Regions from separate parts of the Homo sapiens genome. Here regions 1 and 2 are each linked to region 3. Evidence: chromatin loops called from intact Hi-C (ENCODE). Cell type or tissue: heart right ventricle. All regions are shown on one strand. Region 1 holds the start of SNORD137 (small nucleolar RNA, C/D box 137). Region 2 holds the start of TRH-GTG1-6 (tRNA-His (anticodon GTG) 1-6). Region 3 overlaps LURAP1L-AS1 (LURAP1L antisense RNA 1).

What was found. A loop is a pair of places that touch in the nucleus more often than their neighbours do. Peaks named below come from ENCODE experiments on the same cell type or tissue, not always from the same donor. Only the 100,000 strongest peaks of a DNase experiment are listed, where the experiment ranks them.
Region 1: it touches region 3 in a loop (2.5-fold over the local background); 17 of 110 quality-filtered maps call a loop at or near these places.
Region 2: a loop joins it to region 3, with 4 times the contacts of the local background. A loop is called at or near these places in 4 of 110 quality-filtered maps.

The regions. Positions count from the first base shown.
Region 1 is chr9:12,969,377-12,977,376 of GRCh38, reverse strand. It overlaps SNORD137 (small nucleolar RNA, C/D box 137), which reads left to right and starts at 4,744; the gene lies at 4,744-4,822. It also overlaps the pseudogene PRDX1P1. In heart right ventricle, no CTCF peak of the experiment used is centred here; a DNase peak (open chromatin) is centred at 4,456; H3K27ac peaks cover 1,442 bases.
Region 2 is chr9:14,429,159-14,437,158 of GRCh38, reverse strand. It overlaps TRH-GTG1-6 (tRNA-His (anticodon GTG) 1-6), which reads left to right and starts at 3,148; the gene lies at 3,148-3,219. It also overlaps a transcript of NFIB not described here. In heart right ventricle, a CTCF peak has its summit at 3,077 (motif pointing right); a DNase peak (open chromatin) is centred at 3,199; H3K27ac peaks cover 5,726 bases.
Region 3 is chr9:12,720,204-12,728,203 of GRCh38, reverse strand. The region is part of intron 3 of LURAP1L-AS1 (LURAP1L antisense RNA 1); the gene reads left to right. Among named protein-coding and RNA genes, the nearest start is that of TYRP1, 31 kb to the right of the region's middle. In heart right ventricle, a CTCF peak has its summit at 4,359 (motif pointing left); no DNase peak of the experiment used is centred here.

The sequences.
Region 1 (8,000 bases), 250 kb before region 3:
CTTTGATGCTGCTTTTGAAAATGTCAACTCTTACTTTTGGAATCAGATTGTCCAGGCATGGAATCCAGAAATAAAAATTGTAAACAACTTGTGTGAAGATTCCTATTGCTGTGGTTTGTATGTTTACATCCCCTCAAAATGTATATGCTGTAATACTCACCCCCAAGATGATGGTATTATAAGGTAGGGCCACTAGGAGGTGATTAGGCCATAGGGGCAGAGCTCTCATGAATGGGCTTAGTACCTTTATGAAAAAGGCCAGAAAGAGACCTCTCTCCTATTTTGCTATGTGAGGACACAGAAAGAAGGCACTAGCTATGAGTCAGAAAGTGGCCCTCAGTGGACACATTCATAAATAATGCTTTACCAGCTATCTGGGCATCCCTCAGTGCAGGCAAGTTAGCACATAAAATTAACCATCACACTTAAATGTACTTTAAAGTTTGATTACCACTGCCTTAGAGCTCAGGGGAAAAATACCTAATTCTTCTTGCATGCATAGCTTCTCAAATGTTTCAATACAGCTCTGCAGATATTTTCCTCCTTATCCTACACCAGCTGAATCTTTACACTCCCTGGACAAATATCCACAGTCCCTCCTACCTTCCTACCTTAAATGAAATGTTTCCACATGCATTTTCCCAAGAAATGTATACACTTTAATATCATATTAAGTAGCATGGGAGTAAATAGTTTTAGCCCTTGTCATCCTCCTACTAATAAGTTTATTCATAAGTTATGTTCATTTTTCCCTTATTTTTCTCATTTTTATGAATAGCTTATATTTTATTTATAAAAATGTAATTAACCCAAGCAGAAAGTTAATATTTTATATTGCAAGTTTTATATAGTTTATAATATTTTTAAAAATTAGTATTATATGTTTTTTATTGAATATGTTCCCATTAAAATGTAGTATGAGTAACATACTAGACTCATTTATAAGGGAGTTGGGGAAAATGTTGCCCTAATTTCTCTCATCTTAAAACTCATTTTTCTCTAAGGGTTCATTCACATGCCTTCTCTAAGTTGATAGTTTTACAAATCCAAGTAATTTCAAAAGATTTTGTGCTTTTGGATTGGTAAAATATTAGGGGTTATAGCTATGTGGGAATTTTTAAATAGGCATCTATTACATTTTTCCTATACTTTGAAATAATATTGGGTTTCAAAGGTTTACTTTAAGTGAACCAATAATCAACATATCTGCAAATGTTATTAAGCCCCTTAAATTCTACTTTACCTTTTTCAGGTGCAGATTATTTTTCAGTAAAATGTATATGGCTCATAATAACCATTTGGTGACATAATGGAACACAATTTCATTATGTGGAAAAATGGGACATTACGTATGCTTTTATTTTGCTTTAAAGGTGGAGGTTGGCATATTATATTTAAATTAAAATTGTTACAGGATAACTTGAATTCTACTCGAATGTAACATTAAGCTGTTATTCTGTTTATTTCTCTTTCTTTAAATCTGCACTAGCCATAAATTTAACTTAACAAAATCATCACATTTTCCACAGAGCAGTCTAGCCCGTCTCTTCCATACCTCAGTTTTTCTTTTCTGCACAGTTCTTCCCCCTAGGTATTTGCTTTTAAATGTTTATGTAGTATCTTGATTGAATTTTTAATATACACTATCGTCTTGTCTGTTTATTTGTTCCTTAAGCTTTGTCCTGTGTTCTATTCAAATGCTAACTCATTTAAAGTGGATCAAAAACATGCATACTTGGCCTAGGCTGGTATTTTCATAATTCCATTCCTCTTAGTTAAGGAGCAGAATCACTGACTTATAAAAAGTTAAAAGCTAGAAGAAAGGATCTGGAGTTGTGGTACCTTATTTTACAACCCAGCTTTGCTGTGTTTCTTGTGAAAGTCCCTGAAATTCTCTGTCTTCGATTTAAAAAAAAAAAAAAGGCTATATAAAAGGATATAGCTATTTCATATAATTGTTGTATGATTCATAAGATAATGTACCTGAAAAGGCCTGGCTTGGTCCTCAATATTACTAGAAAAAATACTATAAACTTTTTTCCTTTTATTGTCTTCAAATATAATTAACCAGTGATGTGTGTGTGTGTGTGTGTGTGTGTGTGTGTGTGTGTATCTCCCTCTTGCCTATCTCTTTCTGGCTCTCTCACTCTTTATATATTTATACACACATATATATATACACACACAGAATATATATCTCTATCGTACACAAATAAACATATACATGTACATATGTATGTGTGTGTAATATATATATCGTATATATGAAACAGCTAATTCTTTGGGCTGGTTTTAGACATAGGTATTTGGCTTTTTGTTCTAATGTTAAATTTCTTCAAGAGTAAACTTCAATTCTGAAAAATGGCAACTTTATGGTCCACTCTGACTGAGAAATGCTTGCTATTGGCAATGAAAGCTGTGTGAAATCTGACAGCCTCACCCCAAGATAAATTTGGGCAGACTTTTTTATTTGACTTAGCCCTCATGAGTGCACACCCATTGAAATGGGTTCCAAAATAGGCAGTGCTTTTTATCACATTTTGCAAACACAGCTTAATTCAGCATAAACTGCCTTGCCTTGCATAGTTTTCGTCCAGATTCATATATAAGATCAATGTTGCTTTAAATTTAGCCCTTGGTTTTCCTGTAAGTTCATGACCTTGTAGAACAAAAATTAAATTCATAAAATTGGCTTTGGCTTCAACTTGGAAGCCAAGCCCGTATTTATGAAAGTTCCCCATTTTCCTAGAAATATTCTATTGTGCTTACTCTCTGGAAGTTTTCAGAAGGCAATATAATTTGGCTAATAAAAACTGAGAAATTATTACTATAGAGAAAAAATGATCACTGTCTTTTAATAATACATTGTGATATAACCTAGCTTTAATTGTGGGACTTTTCATTTCTGATTTTTAAGAACCTGTCCAATAGAGAACACAGAGCAGCAACATCTAACAACAGAAATCAACCCGTGAGGGTCTGAAAACTGGGGGCGCTGTGGCTGTGTTCATGTATTTCCATTGAGGGGGTATGATTGTCATGCTAATGTATACGAAATAATGTATATTAATTAAACTGTATTTCCCCACATTAATAAAATTTGCTGTTACAAATTTAACACTGTAAATACATCAGCTTATAAAATGATATGAAATATAACACCATTATGTAGAGGCAAGAATAGACAATTGTAATTTATGTTACTGAAATGTTTTAATAAAATAGACACACCTTGAAGAATGCCAGTTAGATATTAATTGGTATGCAATTAAGCACTTTCTGGGGGGACAGACTCTCAAAAAGAATAAATAACCTGTATCATGGAACAATAATTGGAGTTCTCTCTACTCCATTGCTTCAGCCTAATGCTGGCAAGAGAGACTCTTTGGCCCACTGCTGGCACTCAGGGCTGAAGAGGTGGTTGAGGCTTCTGGAAAAGGAAGATTATTAGAATGATTGTGCAAGTCTCTTATGGCTTTTGAATACCTCACCCATGTTTGACTCATCAATGCATTTTGGTCACACCAATGATAAATTTAGTGGTTTAGTCATGATAAAAAGACAGGTGCAACGTTATCTTTTGGAAGAAAGAACAATGAGACCCATATAATTTCAATCTTGGATGAAAATCACCAGTTGCTAAAATAAACAAAATGTTTTCAGACCTGGTTCTCATCTCCTTTTATATGCAATTCCCTTAAAAATTGTGCTTTATATTTCTATTATCTACTGTCTCTATGAGCTGACACTGATATAAAATAGTTTTTGATTCTGTTGGTGTCTACAGAACAGTTCCAATTAATTTGAAATAGGAAGTCATATAGCATAAAATATTATTGCTTTCATGTTTCATTAAGAATAACTATCACAGCGTCCTCTTCCTGCCTGGTGTTGGTGGTTTGTTCTCAGAGGCTTGTGTCAGGACTGCTGATAGGAAGATGTCTTCAGGAAACGCTAAAATTGGGCACCCTGCCCCCAACTTCAAAGCCACAGCCATTATGCCAGACAGTCAGTTTAAAGATATCAGCCTGTCTGACTACAAAGGAAATATGTTGTATTCTTCTTTTACCGGCTTGACTTCACTTTTGTGTGCCCCACAGAGAACATTGCTTTCAGTGATACAGAAGAATTTAAGAAATTCAACTGCCAAGTGATTGGTGCTTCTGTGGATTCTCACTTCTGTCAGCTGGCATGGATCCACACCCCTAAGAAACAAGGAGGACTGGGACCCAGGAACATTCCTTTGGCCTCAGACCCGAAGTGCACCATTGCTCAGGATTATGGGATCTTAAAGGCTGAAGAAGGCATCTCATTCAGGGGCCTCTTTATCGTTGATGATATGGGTATTCTTCGGCAGATCACTGTAAATGACCTCCCTGTTGACTGCTCTGTGGATGAGACTTTGAGACTAGTTCAGGCCTTCCAGTTCACTGACAAACATAGGGAAGTGTGCCCAGCTGGCTGGAAACCTGGCAGTGATACTATCAAGACTGATGTCCAAAAGAGCAAAGAATATTTATCCAAGCAGGAGTGAGTGCTGGGCTGTTTTAGTGCCAGGCTGCAGTGGGAACCCCTGAGAACAAAGTCTCTTTTGTGGTTTTTTTTTTCCATGAGTAAAATACAAGACTTCAGATTCAGCCGAACTGTGGTGTGTTACAAGGCAGGCCTTTCCTACAGGGGGTGGAGAGACCAGCCTTTCTTCTTTTGGAAGGGATGGCCTGAGTCGTATTGTGGGGAGGCCACTGATTTGTATGATGTGTCAGTAGAGGGCATCAACCCATTGATCTTTTGTAGTTTGTATTAAACTTGAACTGAGAAAAAAATAAAAGAATATCATAATGTATTTTCTTATATTATTTTATCAGATATTTAAATTACAAATGTAATACATGCTGTTGTCAAAAGCAAAACAAAATAAGTATACTCGAAAAATGGTAAATGGACTGTACTCTTACTCCCTCCAATCAGATTTCTCCAGTATACTCAATGCTTGTAACTTGTTTTAAACTCTTCTGTCTTTATTCCAACAAATAAATACATAACTTTAAAAACATGTAGAGATTTTTTATTTTCTTTTTACAAAAATATGGTTATGCAGTATGCTTTATGTTGGAACTTGCTTTTCTAAAACCAAAGTATCATGTATATACCTCAGTCTTTCTGTAAACAAATGTTTTATAATTTATTCAGCCTGCTTCTATTAGTGGACATGTATGTTTTATCTCTTTTTTTCTATTATTTTCCTTTTCTTTTCCTACTATAATGATGTGTGCATAAACATTCTTTTACAAATATCCTAACATAAAACTCTATATTATTAGACTAGAGTTCCCTAGATGGGATTTCTGGGTCAAAGGATGAGCACATTTTAAATTGTAGTATATTCTTACATGTTCCTTTCATATAATATATTGCATTTTAATTTTTGTTTTATTTTACATAACTGCTTCCTCACTAGGTTGAATTGCCAGAGGGTAAGCACTCTTCTATTTATCTATGTAGTTAGCAACAAACATTTTTTATTTTTTTAAATTCTGAAAATAAAAGGTTTGATTAGTCAGCCATATTAACATGACCGTATTGTTCCTTTTCTACTCCCTTGTACTCCATCTTAATTGAAAACACCTTCCTTAGGACTGAAGCTGTCATTTGTTCTTACCTTTTCTTAACATCCACAACCCCTATAGTGTGTCACAGATCAATGATTTGTTCAATGCTGCCCTATAATCTTAGCTGATTATTTGTGCACTTTTTTGCTGTTGTGAATCCATATTGACCACATTTTCTAAATGATCATTCTGTTCACTGTGTATTGGGGATACAGTTAAAGGTACGAGGCGGTAGCTTTCAACTCGGCCACACATTGGAATCAAATGCTTGGGCTCCACCTATGTCTGATTGAATCAATCTGGGAGGACAGGATGGGAGCCCAGGCAATTGTGTTCTTAAGAATTTCACTAGGTAATTCTGATCCTAAGTAAGGATTAAGACCCATTGGTAGGCCAGGTGCTGTGGCTCACACCTGTAATCCCAGCACTTTGGGAGGCCAAAGTGGGCGGTTCACCTGAGTTCGAGACCAGCCTGGCCAACATGGTGAAACCCCTACTAAAATTCAAAAATTAAAAATACTAAAAATACAAAAATTAACTGGGCATGGTGGCACACACCTGTAATCCCAGCTACTTGGGATGCTGAGGCAGGAGAATCGCTTGAACCTGGGAGGCAGAGGTTGCGGTGAGCTGAGATTGTGACACTATACTCTAGCCTGGACAACAGAGCAAGACTCTGTCAAACGAGAAAAACAAAACAAAACAAAACAAGAACAACCCACTGGTAAAAGAATGAGAGTGGTCTTCTCTTTCTTAAAGTTGCATTTTTCCAGCCTGGTAAATATGGGACTTCCATTCAGACATGGAGTCACAGCCCATGCCATTGTAAATAGTACAAACACAGTTGGCCATATTGAGAGTTGAGATTAGATGGAAACTGGGGGCAAAATGCAAAAAGCAAGAGATTTGATATATGTGTAAACAGATGGAATTGAAGCAAGGTGGGGATATTTTTTGTATCAAGTTGAATAGTGTTCCACCAAAATTCATATCCACCCACAACCTGTGTATGTGACCATATTTGGAAATAGGGTCTTTGCAGATGTAATTAAGTTGAAGTCATACTAGACTGGGGTCAGTCCTAAATCCAGTGACTTGTGTCCTTATAAAGAGAGACACCAAGATACACACACACAGAGAAGAAAGCCATGTGAAGACAAAAGCAGCAATTGGAGTGATGCAGCACTTAGCCAAGGAGGCCCAAGAATGGCTGGAAACTACCAGAAGGTAGAAGAGGCAAGGAAGGATTCTTCCCTAGAGACTTCAGAGAAAGCATGGAGCTGCTGATACCTTGATTTCCAACTTCTAGACTTCAAAATTGTGAGACAACAAATGCCTGGAGTTTTAAGTTATCAAGTTTGTGGTAATCTGTTACAGCATCTCTAGGAAACTACTACAGTTTCCTAATTTTTGTGTGGGTTGCCAAGCAGCAACTTATTGTAGTCTCCCCATACCTTGAGATCATCCTTAAAGGAGAAAATGAAAAGTAGTCATATATCGAAGATTTTTAAAATTTGGAAAGCTCTGTTGTGCTATCTTGCTAAATTATTTTTTAAGTTCTAATAGATTTTTGTTAATTTGTTTGGTTTTCTAGCTATGTAATCACATGCAAATGTTTACATATAATTATATTTCTTCCTTTCAATAATTCTTGCTTTTTTATAGACCAAAAAATTACATTGTACCCCATAAACACACAAAATTGTGATTTGTCAATCAAAAATTAATAAATTAGAAATACAGAACAATTATAAAAATGCATGATTTTCAATTTTGTTTCATGCCTTGTTAATCAGATTGTCAAAGCAATATTGCCTACAAAAGATATAGGGAACACATCTTATTTCTTATTTTATTAGGAATAACATTAGTACTAAATCATATTTATAATGTTAGTCATTTTCCTCTGAATATACATTTTTTGATGTTGAGAAAATGTCTTTCTATTCCATATTTTAGTAGTATCATTATTAGGAATGCAAATTAAATCTTAAGAATAGATTTTTCCATTTATGTTAGTATAATTATTTTTTCTCATTAAACCTGTAAATTATTTTCCTATTTTACATTAAATAAATTTTTGTATCTTTTATTATTATCTTTTAAATATTTTCTCAGGTCAACCTTTTGTTCTTTTCCTAAATCTTTAAAGTCTTTTGGTCTAAACTGGAGAATTAAGTAATTTCTTTTATCATTTTTCTAATGAAAGCATCTGAGTATATAAATTTGTTTCTGATTATAGTCAACAGTACGTAGGTTTGCTATGTAATATTTCTTTTGATTATTTTCTAAATAATCCTTCTGCATTATTTCCTAGAGATTACTTAGGATAGTGTTAAGTGATTTTAGAAAAATTTTTCTCATTTGTTTGTTCATTTATTATATACATTA
Region 2 (8,000 bases), 1.7 Mb before region 3:
AGCTCATCTAGCCCAATTTACCTTACCTTTCTGATGAGGAAATAGAGACACAGAGAGGTCAAGTGACTAGTCCAAGGTCACACACAGAGAAGGGTTGGAGAAAGAACTGGAATCCAGACAAAGCAGGCCACTTTCTTCTCTGTCTCTTTCTCTCTCCTCCCTCTCTCTCGTAATGCCTTCCTGCCTTTCTCAACTTCAACCTCATTTGAAAACTTTTAAGGAAATTTCCTTCCGGGGTGCCAGCTCATATATTATCTCTATTCATCTGTGTCTCAGTCACTAGACTATAAATTGTGTGAAATCATGATCCATTTCTGTTTTCTTCTCCACTGAATCCTTAAGATTCAGAAAAAATAACTGAACTATAGTAGATCCCAAGTCTTTGTGAGTCATGAATAAATTAGTGGGAGAGTGATAATAATGTCACTATTGATATAGCACAATCAGAGAAAAAGAATAATCAGGTGGTAGGTTGCCAAGAAGTTGCAAATGCCATCAGAAACCATGTTTTGGTCCCATGGGTTTTTCCTTTTGTAGTGAGTCACAGGTATTTGGCGCTGTGGAAGAAATCTGAATGCGTATCCTAAGAAGACAGTGAATGTGCAGGAGAAATTTGGTAACTGTTCAAAAGTCCATCTCACTCTAACAGGCAAGAACCTTTCAGAGTCTATCCACACAATGACTGACATCAAGTAAAGGAGAAGCCCATACAGATGCCAAATGAAAGCCTTACCTGGTGAACACTTCTCTGTGTCAGGGTTTTGCTCCCCAGTCATGTGTGTCTTGAGGCACACAGCCTCACAGAGTTCTCCAAGCTGAGATTCACCACTAGTGGCATGGCTGGAAGTCCTGAGTGATGTTCACCTAAGATTTCCAGCTCTCTGCTTTCCAGGCATATGGCAGGGATGCACTGCCTGGGACTTTTATAACAGGCTGAGGCCATGGAACCAGATCTAGCCAGTGAGTTGTAAGAAGAGATTTTCATTGCTGGTTCAGGAATCTGCAGAGCTCTTTCCATTTGCCAAAGCAATGAGCAGAGTTCATGACAGTGGTTGTTACCTTAACCTGGCTGCCTGAGTGAGGAGACAGAGAGCAGGGCCATGCAATAAATGTGGATCAGCGCAAGGGAAGGAAAGCCTTCCTTATTCCAAGCCACTAAGATTTGCACATTGTCACATAGTATGACCTAAGCCGACAGATCCAATGTGTGAAGTAATTTAAGGAGTTACCTAATGGGTGTGGCATTTAATAGTATTAAAATCTGTGAAGAGAAAGTTATTCCTTTTTCAAATCTTTTGTGGTCATTCGGAAGAGTCCAGAAGAAGCCTGGTTCTGAGGCCGATGAGGTTTTAACAGATCTGCCCACCTTCCTTTTAAACACAGAGCAGAACTTGAGCTCGGAGCTTACAGTGTCTGCTAGGATTTAATTCTATTGGTTTGTTTTCACATTTTGTTTTAGAGTGACCTCTATTTATGGAATGTGTTACTATGTTTTTAAATATATGGAATGTTGTAAACTTTCATTTGAAAATTTTGTATTTAAATTATAGTAATGTAACTAACATTTCCACTGTGCTTACTATGTGACAGACCTATTTTAGGTTGACATGTACTTATCTGTTTAACCCTCATAATAATCCTATGAAGTAGTTGCTATTTTTATCTCCACTTAATAGATGAGAAAACAGAGGCACAGAGGTTAATAAGCAGCCCAAGTTGCCCCAGTTAGTAAGTGATAGAGCCAGAATTCAAATCCAGATAGTCTGGTTCCACAATTTGTATGCTATGAGTTGATCTTTTACAAATATTATTTCTCCTGTGGTTCAGTTGGTACATGGCCACAGCAAAAATTATGAAGGTGGTACATGAATGATTATATTTTAGGAAACAATTATGTCCTCTTTTGTCGAGCAGGAGATTTGGTTTGCCCTCTTGCCACAGGTGAACTTTCACCAGACTCACCCACATGTATTCCTCTTCAGGCCAGAGAATGCCTTGCCTGGTTCCTGCATAGGGCATGCATGGCTCAGGAGCAGGAACTCCAAGCAAGAATCTTCTATGTGGCCATAGACGGAAGATGTATTTGTGAGAGATGGAAGAAAAAGAAAAGGGGCTATAGATGATCAGATGGGAGTGAGTGAGTGAACATTTATGTGAAACTTTTCTCTTCAGAGATATCCTCCTTCTAGAAGCCTTAGAGCTGTGGGCACCCAATCAATACATGCATGAGGTTCTTGCCACCCACATACAGTGCCAGCTAGCTCCAGCTGTTCCCAGGTCCTCTCTGTATAGAGGAATTAAAGGAGGCACCCTGATAACAATCCATTGATTAGGTATTCCTGTGCATTTTGTTTTAAGATTTTCAGCCCTTGGAATATCTTGTGTAGACTACTTACTACTTCAAGTTTTACAGCAAAGAAATCTAAAATCAATTTCCTCTTGAAACTTATCTAGCATAGAACACTCCAGTTTCTTTGTGTGGTGGCTCACTAATGTTATTGGGAAGCTTTTCTTGCTGAGATGATTCTGGCTTTAAGGCCTATAGCTATTCTGGCGGGGAGAAAACTAGCTTCAAGGATCAATGAGTTTGAAAGGGATCCTTTCCTCAGTCAGGATATACTGACTTTGGCTTCCCCTAGTAGGAAAAGCAAGTCTTTTTGAGTCTCTGCAGTCCCCATTTTGTTCTTGCTATATTTTTTATTGTTGTGCTGCCTAAGCAAATGGAAATAAGGCTAGTGGTGAAAAGATGCACAAAAGAGGCTCAGACTCATATGTTATTCAATGCAGCATTATTTGGTGGTGGTTGGGGTGGGAAATCCATATCCATTATTGATTAAACATAGGAAGTGTGAGTCAACAGACTGGTATCTCTTAGTCTTGTTACCTTCATCACCATTTCCTGGACAGCAAACCCAGTGAATCCTCTCCTATCACAACTTTCCCAATCAGCCCAGAAGACAATGCTCATTTTATTTTCAAGGAATTTATTATTGTTCCTCTAAATAATTAGAAATTACGGGAACACAGCTTCTCTTTCCAAATATTAAGAAAATGTACGTATTTAGGCAATAGATGGCAGTGTTTCCACAAATTTTAATATTGCAATAGCTCTTAGAGAAAGCTTAGTGCTCAGCTCTTCAGTAGCTTGCCGTGATCGTATAGTGGTTAGTACTCTGCGTTGTGGCCGCAGCAACCTCGGTTCGAATCCGAGTCACGGCAGGAGGGGAGAAGGTTTTTGGAAGAGAACGAGGCTGATCCCAAGCTGTATTACATCTAAACAACATTTGCAACCAGACATGCAATCATGAAAATCAATAAAACAGAAAGCATTATGAATATTTTCAACTTCAGGGAGATGACATATGCAGAGTGACTTTATTAATGCACTAATCCTGTTGCAAGTGTGTTGTGTGTGGGGTTTTTTATTTGCACTGATGGGTAATATGATAAAACTGGAGTGTAGTGGGCATGTAATTATTATTAATTACAACTACTTAAGTTCTGCTTTGAGCAGACTCGTCAAGTCTGCTTGCTTTTGAGCCTTGCCAGGGCTATACAGTAATAACAACCCTGAATTATTTGGAAAGATGTCAGCAGTAGATGTGGAAATCCTGTTTAACCAGGCATGAATTGTTGTTGGGAGGGTTTTTTCAGGATGACAGAGAGAAAATGAACTGTCCCTTATCAGTAATTGCAGGAAACATTTTGTTTCTATGATATGAACTGGCTGTAATTTAACTTTCCTGCATCATTGGATAATGTAAGAAGCCAGTTGTTGCTCAAAACGAAAATCTCTGAAGTGGGCATTTGGGTCTGATAAAGGGCATATTATAAGTAGACAATGGGGCTCAAACAATAAATAATGTCCATATATGGCAAAAAAATTTTTAATGACATTTTCCAAAAGACTGGGGTTTGTATTGTAAGTGGTTAAATGTCGAATTAATGTGAGAAACACAGCTTTAATGGGCCTTTCTCCAGGACTTAAAAACATGGACAATACAGCCTGAAAATGTCAACTGTAAGTATGTTATAATGAGGTTTTACTGCTCCAAAATTATACCCCACTATGTTTTAAATAAGGGGTCACCAGAAGGTGTTTTTTAATGCCCCTAACCCCTGTCTCACAGACAGCCTAGCAAAAATTCATATTTGTTATTTATGTAATACTAAAAATATTTTCAAATAAAAATATGTGCACAAACTAGAAACAGAATCTATCAAGTTCTTTCAGAGCCAGCAAATTCTTAGAAGTAATATTCTAGAAAAACTGCAATAAATATCTCTTCTCCCTTTCCAAGAAAAGATCAGTCTCTGATTATGGACCCAAAAATATTGGCCTCATAGCATTATGAAGTAAGTAAAATGTGCTTATGTCCTCTTTCAATACCCACTTTCAAGACTATTTTCTACTCTGAGGTCTCCTCTTCCTAAATATGGCAAATTCCCCAGTCCTCACCCCTTGCCCCTTATCCCCCACAAATTGTGCTTTCCCTTCTCCAAAGAGTTTAACCTAGGCTTTGCCTCAAGTCTGCAAGTCCTTCTCAGCTGCCTGGTACTAATACTGTTTCAAGAAGACAGCTGAATTGCAATTGTTCTTACATTAAAACAGAATAAGCCCATCTATGGTTATTTGTATTAAGAGGCTGAAAGTGCAATGAATTTCTCATTTGAAGAAGGAGATTGTGTTGGTCAGAATTCAATGGTCACAAGCTAAAGAAACAACATGTACTGATTTAGAGAGAACCATGTACCCAGGAATGGGTGTAGCAGGGGCTTAAGAAACAATTGGAACTAGGGAATAAAAGATGACCAGAACCAACTATCTCCATCTCACCCCATATTTCTTTCTGAATGTTGCCTTTATTCTCTGAGACTGACTTCTACATGGCAAGAAACATGGCAGCCAGCAGCAACTCCTGCCTTTTATATCTGAAGCATTGTCTCCAGCAGGAGATTACCTTAGTTACTGCTCAAAAAATACTAGGGAAGGATCTTATTGGCTTACCTTTGGTCAGGTGTCCATCACTGGACCAATCAACTGTGTACATGGGGAGAGATATATGTAGCATACAAGAGAGCCTCTCCATTGTCTTGAGGCCAGTCTCACAGTAAGAGCATTGCTAGCCCCAGAGACACCTCAGTTGTCTCCCTCAGAAGCTTTTCCCACTGCATGAGTCAGGCACACCATTTGGTGGCTACTTCCACCAACCCATGAGTTCAGTTGCCAAACTACTAACAAATTTACTGCCTTGTTTAAAAGAAAAGCAGTGGGGGAGGGGAAGTCAGAATATGACAATCAATCTGGACTCAACTTTCTGCATAGGGACACAGGGCAACTGCTTGGACCAGGGGAGCACTTCCTGTTTTCTCTCCTCTGTCTCACCAAGAGAGGCCTTTTTCCCCTGGATGACAGTGCTCCCAACTTAGCTAGGAAAGAGCACAAAACCTTCCTGACTCTACCAAATAAATCAACTTGAATTTGGGCAAGTTATCTAAGCTCTCACAGTAAAAAAAAAAAAAAACAAAACAAAAAATGGTGGAGAGAGGGGAGATGATATTACCTTGATAATTAAAAGAATAATATACAAACAAACAGAAGCCACTTAGAACAGGAGCACATGGTAGAAATGCAACACTGGTGCCTGGCAGGCATGCAACAAATCATATTTCTTCTTACTATTTTAAGGCTGCCTTGTGCACTCACCCACCATCCAGCCTCCATTGATAGACTCTCTAGAGTGAGTTTTCCATTAGCAAAAGGACTCTTTACCATTGACTTCAGAAGTTTTTTTTTAAAAAATGTGATTAAGTAGACTACAATCCAGGGGTAGAAGAAGAGTCAGGATCTACTGAGTGGCCAGATCCATGTCCAAGTTTGCAGTCCTGGTTCACTCTTCATGAGGTTATTGTGACTGAGTGTCATAATAACCAATGGTTGTTTTCATCAACAAAGAGTTTGCTGACATTGGGTTTCCTTCTTGCTGTTGTTAAAATGTGTTTTTACTCTAAAACCAACACAACATTGAGTTAGTTTTCAGAAATGTTAAAGCCCAAGTTATGAGAGAAAATTCTAATTTTGAATTACATTGAGAAATTATCTGCTTTTAAATTTTGTAGAATCATTTGAGAAATATCTCAAAGGCCCCATTATTTCCATGCCCATATTGTCTATATTTTATACCAAACGTAATACCTGTTCATGAAACATCAGGGAGACTATGATATAATCTTACAAAAACTGTCTCTCCAAAATGTCAATTATAAAGCATTTCAGGGCCGGACGTGGTGGCTCACACCTGTAATTCCAGCACTTTGGGAGGCCGAGGTGGCTGGATCACTTGAGGTCATGAGTTCAAGACCAGCCTGGCCAAAATGACAAAACCCCCTCTCTACGAAAAATAAAAAAATTAGCCAGGCAAGATGGTGAGTGCCTGTCATCCCAGCTACTTGGGAGGCGGAGGCATGAGACTCACTTGAACCTGGGAGGCAGAGGTTGCAGTAAGCTGAGATCGTGCCACTGCACTCCAGCCTGGGTGACAGGATGAGGCTGTGTCTCAAATAAATAAATAAATAAATAAATAGCATTTCAGGGAAAAGGCAAGCCATTCTCAAACTAGATTCCTTGACAAGTCTTTAATGAGGAAACATTAGAAAAAGGACAGAATCCTGATTTTGATCACATGGCTTTGACAACTGTAGTTTTCACCAGTTGCATTGTCATTCCCTGGATCCGTTTATTCAAATTATAACATCATTTGCTCATTGAAAAGTCAGGAAAGCTTTTTTTTTTTCTTTTCTTCCTCAGAGTCAACTACCATGGCAAGAAGAAGTCTTAATTCGCTGTATAATCTGTTATTTTCTGTCCCTCGTGTTGGTGTAGCAGCAGTCAGTGATCTACTAGAGTTTGTTCAAGCAAAAAAAATTTTACCCATGTAACTGTAATTGAGTACCTGAATTAAAAATTCAGAACTACATATGCTTGCTTTATTACCATAAGCTTATGGCTTTACCTAAATGCCTCTTTCTTGCTTGCTCCCTCCAGTATAGTGGGTCAGAGTTATCTTCTTAATCTCCACCATTAACCTATTGAATTGGAAAGGGTTTATATTACAATATTTTCTATGCCTACATTTTAGTGAGCTTTCATAAATAAAGGAAATTAACATTTATTTTCTGATTAAGTCATAAATTGAATTCAAAGTAAATTAGTCATACAATGAATACTCTCTTATTTAAAAACCAACATCTATTCCCAAATTATGAAGAATAAGTGGTTTTTTTCCAATAAAAATATGCCAATGCATAGAAAATAATTTATTACATCAGAATCTGAATGGATGGAATTCACTTTCAGGGAGTACTGCTGGCCAGAGAGGTTGTTGCTGCAGGCCCCATGGTAGCAGTGGTGGGGAGGCGGCGCTCCTAAGGTGCAGGACACTGGAGCAGCAGTGGACCCAGAGTGTCAGCTGGTGGTGGCTTTGCGAAAAGAAAGTGCTTACCCACCAACAGCTGCTGCAATTTCATCCACAGGATCCGAGAATTGAGGGATGATGAAGGGACTATTTCTTCCCTCTGTAGCTCAGCCATAGGAAGCATGAGACATTGACAATTCTGCCGGTGCTCCTAACTGTTATGTTATCACTTAACTAGTAACATCACCCTTAAAAGCTGAAGATCTGTGGCAAGGCCTGGAAATGTGGGCCTTGCAGGGAGGAAAATTCTGACAAAAGCTAAATCTGAGACAAAGCTTTTCTAAAGAGACCTGGATTCAGATCCTGCCTTTGCCACTCTTGACTCCTTGACTTTGGACTTGACCTCTTTGTACTTTGGTTTCTTAGCAAACCGGAGAGATTATGTGAATTAGGTAAGGGGATGTATATCTGGTGTGAATCCTGATGACCAGTACTCCCCTTCCCTTCCTTTCCTTTCCAGAGCCATAATCTTTGTTCTATGTTCTTTGTACGGACTTCCCAGCATACCAAAGTCAACCAAAAATA
Region 3 (8,000 bases):
TTCATTCATTTCTATTACCTACTGGTCCCTGTAGACATTTGACTCTTAATATGACTTGGTGGGGCTCAACACAACAAGGTTATTTGGGGACTTGTTTATTAAACATGAGTTGTTTTTTATATTCAAGTTTCCTATATAATACATTTTTAGGGACCAAGACCCACGCCTTACATATATTTGTAAACTCCTAGTACCTTATGCCCAGTAAGCTTGTAATATATTATTTGTTGAACGAATTGAAGCAATAAACAAATAAATAAAACCCTTGCCACATTCTATAAATTCTTTACTTAAGAAAGGGGTTTGATAGTCTATTTGATTAGTTGACTAAAGAAAGCAATTTAGAAAACCATATTTGTAGACAAATAAGAAAAGAGTGTTAGGGATCATGATGACTGAACAGGTCCTGCGTCATTGTAGAATTTCAGCAAAGTGGCTGATTTTTAAAGATGATTTATGAGATCTGGCCTGGCATTGCACTAAGAAACATTATTTGCTTACTAAAAATTTTGATGTCTTTTCTTCTGTCCTTTTTGCTAGTAGAAATGCACTTTACCATCTGTCAAGACAGTGACAAAAATGCTGAAAACCTCATGATAGAGCCATCGCTTTTGAAAAATGCTAGTAGTTATGTCAAGCTGGGACAGTGAAATTTTGGAAACTATTAACAGAGGTCGTTTTCAATTTCCATATTTAATTTTGTAAAGAAAGAAACTATAGTATCATTTTAGCTTTCTCCACAACATTACCTAAAATTTTAGTTGCTGTTAGTGAGGAAAGAAAACAGCTGGGATAACAAGTGAAATAACTTTTGTTGGAAGAAAATTTCAGAAAGTAACTACTACTTGTGGTATGTTCTATGAACACTCATAACTACCAAAAGATAGGCTAGAATTTAAAACACATTCACGTTTCTTACATATATTAAACGTATTTATATGTGTGGAATGATAAGGTGGAGAAATCTAGATGTATGCATAAGAGCTGTAAAGTTGGGGTTGCCATTTTTTTTTTTGAAATGGGGTCTCACTATGTTGCCCAGGCTGGCCGTCAACTGCTGGGCTCAAGTGATCCTCCCACCTCGGCCTTGTAAAGTGCTTGGATTACAGGTATGAGCCCAGGGTTGCCATTTTAACAAGGATTTCCTAGTTAAACAATTTCTTTCCTTTAATTATCCATAACCTGTCAGCCTTGTGGAAATGTGAAATGGGAGTGGCAGAGTATCTAACACAGAACTGTGCTGATAAAGTCAGTATTACCTTGGTCTCATAGTATGAACTTTGGAACTACATTATGTATCATTTAATGATGAGAATATGTTCTGAGAAATGCATCTTTAGGCAATTTTGTCATCAAGTGAATATCATAGACTGTACTTACACAAATCTAGAGGGTCTAGTCTACTATACACCTAAGCTATATGATAAAGCCAAGTGCTCCTACGCTACAGACCTGTATTGCACGTTACTCTACTGAATACTGTAGGCAGCTGTGTATTTAAACATAGAAAACGCACAGTAAAAATACAGTATAAAATATTTGTAAAACAGTACACCTGTAAAGGCACTTAGCATGAATGAAGCCTTACAGGACTAAAAGTTGCTCTGAGTGAGTGACTGGTGAATGTGAAGTGAATGTGAAGTCTTAGTATATTACTGTATGCTACTGTAGACTTTCTAAATATTGTATGCTTAGGCTACACGAAATTTAAAAAAAATTTATTTCTCAATAGTAAATTAACCTTAGCTAACTATAACTTTAATTAATTAATTTTTCAATTTTTAAAAATTATTTAGACTTTTGTAATAATATTTATCTTAAGACACAAATATTTTTATAAAAGCACAAACATCTTTTTTCCTTTTATCCTTATTCTATAAAACTTTTACTATTTTTAAAATATTTAAGTTTTTTTTTTTTTTTACTTTTAAGCTTTTGTGTTAAAACCTAAGACACAAACACACACATTAGCCTAGGCACACAGGGTCAGGATCATCAATATCACTGCCTTCTACCTCCATATCTTGTCCCACTGGAAGTTCTTTAGGGCAATAACACATATGGAGCTGTTAGTCACCTCCTATGATAACACTGCCTTCTTCTGAGGCTGTTTTGCTGTTAACCTTTTTTTTATATAAGTAGGAGTACCTTCCAAAATAATGACAAAAAGTATAGTATAATCAATACATAAACCAATAACATAGTTGTTTATTATCGTCAAGTATTATATACTGTATATAATTATATGTGCTATATTTTTATATGGCTGGCAGCACAGTAGATTTGTTTACACAAGTATCACCACAAACACGTGAATAATGTGTTGTACTAAGACCTTAAGAGGTCTATGATGTCACTAGGCCATAGGAATTTTTCAGTTCTATTATAATCATGTGGGGCCATCATGGTATATGCCATCTGTCATTGACCAAAACGTTCTTATGTGGTGCATGACTTTATATAATTTGGGCATACATATTTCCCTCTGAATAAAATCTCTGCTACTTGATGTTACTTGGCCTCTCTGAGCTCCATTTTATCTATAACATTAGAATAAATGTACTTAGAAATGAACTTCAGCATGATTGAGAGGTATATATAAAATGATGGAGGCCGGGCGCGGTGGCTCACGCCTGTAATCCCAGCACTTTGGGAGGCCAAGGCGGGCGGGTCACGAGATCAAGAGATCGAGACCACGGTGAAACCCCGTCTCTACTAAAAATACAACAAATTAGCCGGGCATGGTGGTGGGCGCCTGTAGTCCCAGCTACTGGGGAGGCTGAGGCAGGAGAACGGCGTGAACCCGGGAGGCGGAGCTTGCAGTGAGCCGAGATCGCGCCACTGCACTCCAGCCTGGGTGACAGAGCGAGACTCCATCTCAAAAAAAAAAAAAAAAGATGGACTTAGTGTACCCCCAAACCCCTATCCATCCCCCTCAAGGTTTTTGGAGGTTTTATACTTCCTCCACCCTCCTCTTTTCAAAATCTGTTTAAGGGGACGGATTCTAGTAAGATCACTCATACTTAGATGCAAATAAGACTTCAAGAGTCACCTGCCTAAGCATGTGTTTACCAGGTGTCAAAGGTTTTAAATCAAAAGAATGAATCTTTAACTGTGGAATTTTAGGAATTAATTACTTATTGGGGGAGATATTTATTTGTTCAGATATTCAATTCCCTATGCTTTTGTGTTCCAACCATAGAAGTGGTAAGCAGTCTGCTAGCTAGACTAGCCAGCAACCAACTGGACAAGGTGAATACTAAGGAATATTAAAAAGGGATACTTTTCTACGTAGTCATGTTTTTATTTAAATACACACACACACACACGCACACACACATACACACCACACACACACGCAGGTTTCTTGTTTCATCTATGGCTACCTAATATGGATTGCTAGAGGTTTATTTTATAGCTGAGAAAAATGAGGCTTAGGTGACATACATCAAAACGTGGGGGAAACAGATCCAAACCCAAGTAGTCTATTGAAGTAAAAAAAAAAGCAGCTTAAAATATTTAAACTTTAAGACCAGATGAAATTCCCATTTCTTGACCCCTCCTACTGTCTCTAATAGTTATTATTGTCACCAGATTCTCAGTTTCTTCTTTGTGCTGGATACTTTAAATGTATTATAAATTGCATAATGTCCAATCCTTCACAACATAGTTTAAAGACAAGCATTATTATCAAGTTTTCATACTGTAGGCAGTGAATGTCAGAGGGTTCATATTGTACTGGGCAAGAACTCCTTGCTCATAAACCCCCCAAATTTTTCCATCCTCCTGTCTCACTAGTTGGGAATATACTTGAATTATCCCAACGATCAGAATTCACATTTTTCTTTAATTAAAAATTTTTAGAGACAGCATCTCACTCTGACCCAGGCTGTTCTTCCTACCTCAGCCTTTCAAGAGCTGGGACTACTACTACCGCCACGCCCAACTAATACCAAGAATTGAAGTTCAGTGTCACATCTACTTTTGAAAATCTTTGGGTGATAACACTATGGATGAAAAGGGTACAAGGTCCCTTTTATTTAGGAAGATCTACTCTAACCACTGCCCACTAATTTAATATTTTTTCAACTATGTTTTTGTAAAGATTGTAAAGGAAATATCAACTTGTCCGCTGACAGTTTGCACTAGTATAAATGGGTAGCTGGGAGAACAGCTTCACTCTACACAGGCACATACACGTGACTGGAGTTCAATATATTATTATATATATATTCGATATATATATATTCTAAAATAATGACATACCTATATATCTATACTGAACACCATCCTTGCATTAAGTTCCTATTTTTGTGATTTGCTCTCTATTGAGAATAAAATATTGCCACCTTGTGGAAGTTAGAAGTTGTGAAATCAGTGCCTTCCAAGTTCACTCAGTTTTGTTCAATTTGATAAATATCAATTTGCTTCCATCCTGTCTTAGATCATCTGCAGGGTATCTGGTCACAAAAATAAGTAAGACATGGTTTCTGCCCACCAAGAACACAATATCACAAGCATGAAGGTGTGGAAACTGTCAAGGATACGCCTTGGACAAATTGCATTGCAAAGGACTGCACCCAGCAAGGTCATGAGGGAAGTTTATGTGGAGTGAATGACTCTTGCCTGGTGGACTACTGAGAAGTAGTTAGGTGGATAAACAGTAGACTAGCGGGAACAGCATGAACAATAGCCTGGAAGTATGAAGACGTATGGGTCTTTCAGAGAAGCAAACATTTCATAGGCTTAGAACTTAAAATTTGGGAAGAGGAAGAGACAGAAGATGAGCTTGCCAAATTATCACAGACTGGTCCCAGAAGGCATAAAATACCATGTTGAGATTGTCCTTTACTCTGTTAAGTGAGGCAGGGAGATAGTTAAGATTTAGTAAATCAAGCCTTGGAAGAGAGGAGCATTGTTTGGAGGCAGTGAGAAAACTATGGTGGATCAGGCTTCAGTTCTATCAGTGAAGGAGAGGCAGGACAGAGGAAGTTACAGAAAGGCCGTGTGGTATTGGACTCACATTCAGAGACTCTCAAATATAGACATCTAATATTATCTTCAAGTGAAAGTATGCATTCAATCTCAGACAAACACTGACAGTTTTGAAAGAACATATTATCAAACAATTTTAAACTTGTATTTCAATATTAGTCATATTTCCCGTAACGCAGTCTGAATTTTTTATAAGCCCTATAATTTTCTCATGAATAGCACCATTTTACTTGCATTGAAACCATTAGTTCATTCAGTTTAGTATTTAATATATATACAGTGATAACTAACTTAGCATTTTTTTTCAGTATGTTAACATACTGAAAGTTTCAGGAAATGAAAATGTTGTAGGCCTTTTTAAAGGGTTGCAGAGGTCTAGCTAGGCAGTGGTGAAAAATTCGAGAGAGAAGAGACTTGAAAAATATTTGTTGAAGATTCATGAGCAGACATGTTGTATATTCATTATAAAGGTGGGGTGGCCAACTGGCAGATTAAAGAGAAAGGAGGAATCCAAATTGACTGCCTGGTTTCTCCTGAAGTGTCTCATAGATGGTAGCACTTTTAGCTGAGGAGGGATGAGGCATGTTTTATAGGGAAAAGAAATAGTTTCATTTTGGGTATTTGGAATTTGAAAGTCTCGAGAGCTAGTCAAATGGATTTCTCTAGCCAGCAATTAAATATGTGAAATTGAAGCTCATGGCAGTGTCTAAGGCTAAATATAGAGATTCAGGAATTATTAGCCTAGGGAAGGTAATTAAAAGTATGAAAATGGTTGAGATCACTTAAGGAGAGCTTATAGCCTGCAAAGAGCAATAAACTCGGGATGCTCCCTTGGGACTCTTCTTAAATCTGAAAGATGTTTTCACACGGGCAGGTGAGTCAACCTTTCTTGTGCAAGCTGTGACTACTAAAGCCATCTTAATTACATGAACATGTAAAGAAAAGGAAAGCAAACCAATAAACAAACTAGGTTTAGAGGAGGAATTTGAAATTCTCTGCTAATTGGTGAAACCAAAATGTCTATCATAGAAGTATTCTAAGTAGAAATATAGCATAAAAAGATTCCATGTAAAGAGGAGGAAAAATAATTGGAGAGCAGGAAATTTGGGGGAAGATTTATGAGGTAAAAGCAGAATTCTTCAGTCAGTTTTACAGTCTTGATTCAGTGTCTTCTATCATTGCCAGAAAACTGTCTAAGAATAAACTTTTCACAGCAGTTTAATGAAGAAAAATGAAGAATTTGGAACTGGCCTCATTTTTATCTATTGGTAATAACTGAGCCAATTTCTCAAAATGGGCACACAAAGAGAGTATTTATGGTAAGCTCAAAAATGACCCCCGAAGATGTTCAGGTCCTAATACCTGGAACCTGTGAATGTTACCTTATGTGATAAAGTGGACCTCGAAGATGTGATTAAATTAGGGACTTTCAAAGGAAGAGATTATCCTGGATTATTTGGTGGGTGGGTCCTAAATGCAATCACAAATTTTCGCATAAAGTAAAGATGGAGGGAGATTTGACAGAGGCAAAGAAGGCCATGTGACATAAGGACATGTAAGCAGAGTCAGAGAAGATATGATCCTACTGGCTTTGGAGATAGAGAAAGGGCCATGAACCAAGGAATGCAAGGTATGACACTTTCTGTAGAAGCTAGAAAAGGCAAAGAAAAAGACCTCCCGAGACAGTACAGGCCTGACCATGCATGGGTGTCAGCCCGGTGACTTTGTAAAAACAGCTTTCAGAAGTGAAAAAAATAAATTTGTCTTGTTTTAGGCCACTAGGTTTGTTGTAATTTGTTACAGTAGCAAATATAAAACTAAAACAGTACTTTGAACTTATAAAATAATTTCACTAGAGATCTTCAAAGATATTCTTAAAAAAAATTTACTTAAGCAGAATTAAAATTATTTAATGTTTTGACAAAGTACAAAATAAAGTCTCAAAAAAAGTTGACACTGTCCCAACCTTATTCTCTGGAGAACACTGATAGATGAAATTTAATCTTGAACTATGAGAGTGACATGATCAGTTAGGTTAGTCATAAGGTTATGGAAGAAACTTGAGTAGACTAAGAGTTGGTGCCTAAGAAAGGCTAATAATTTGTCACCCATCCAAACTAAGAAATGAATAAATATTCATCCATTATAGTTGGCAGAGTCACTTCCATCATGGTAATTTTTTTTTTTTTTTTTTTTTTTAGTTTTTAGTTATTTCTAAGTTCCTGTCTGTGATCAGAGAGGTACCTGATTTTGCCATAATTGGAGAGGTTTATCTGTGAGGTCATTAGAATTATATTTCTGAATTTTCCAGTGGTGGTTTTCAGACTTTGCTCAGGTAACAGAGTAATGGTAGAGATATGAGACGTAAAGTGCACTGATTGGCTCTTCGGAGGGTAGGGATTGTGCTGGCTTTGAAGTAGGAGCTCTGAAAAGGATCTCAAAGATCCTATCAACTTGGCTTTGCTTCCTGATTGCTCTGTATGTGATTATCTACCTGATCCAGATCTCCAGCGTTTTTTGAGGACTACAATCATACCAGCAGGAATTTAGACACATACATCTATCCATACATTCCTTGTGTGTCATATAAGAATTGGATTGAGGGCTTCATGGAAAACTGACAGAGCTATTTACATTACCTGAGATTTTGATTAACAATAATTTATATGATCTCCTCAGAAACATGTTTTGCTTAAATTACATGTCAAGGTATTTATTTAGAGAAATATGATGTCACAAAATATTCACAACTGTTGAAATAAATAGTCTATACAAGTCTTCATTGTTTTGCTTTGCTTTTTCAGATTTCTGGGGCTTTGACAGTTTTCAAAATAAAGCTTGGAGAAAAATTACAAAATAGGGCGTAATGAATTTCTTAAATACACTGAAACTATCGGTGCAGGCGTGTCACTATTACTTTCCTGGTTTGATCACTGGGAGTCATCCAGTTGATACACAGCCTCCTCAGGAAACTTAATTTGGAGAGAAAATAGAGAAGGATTCTC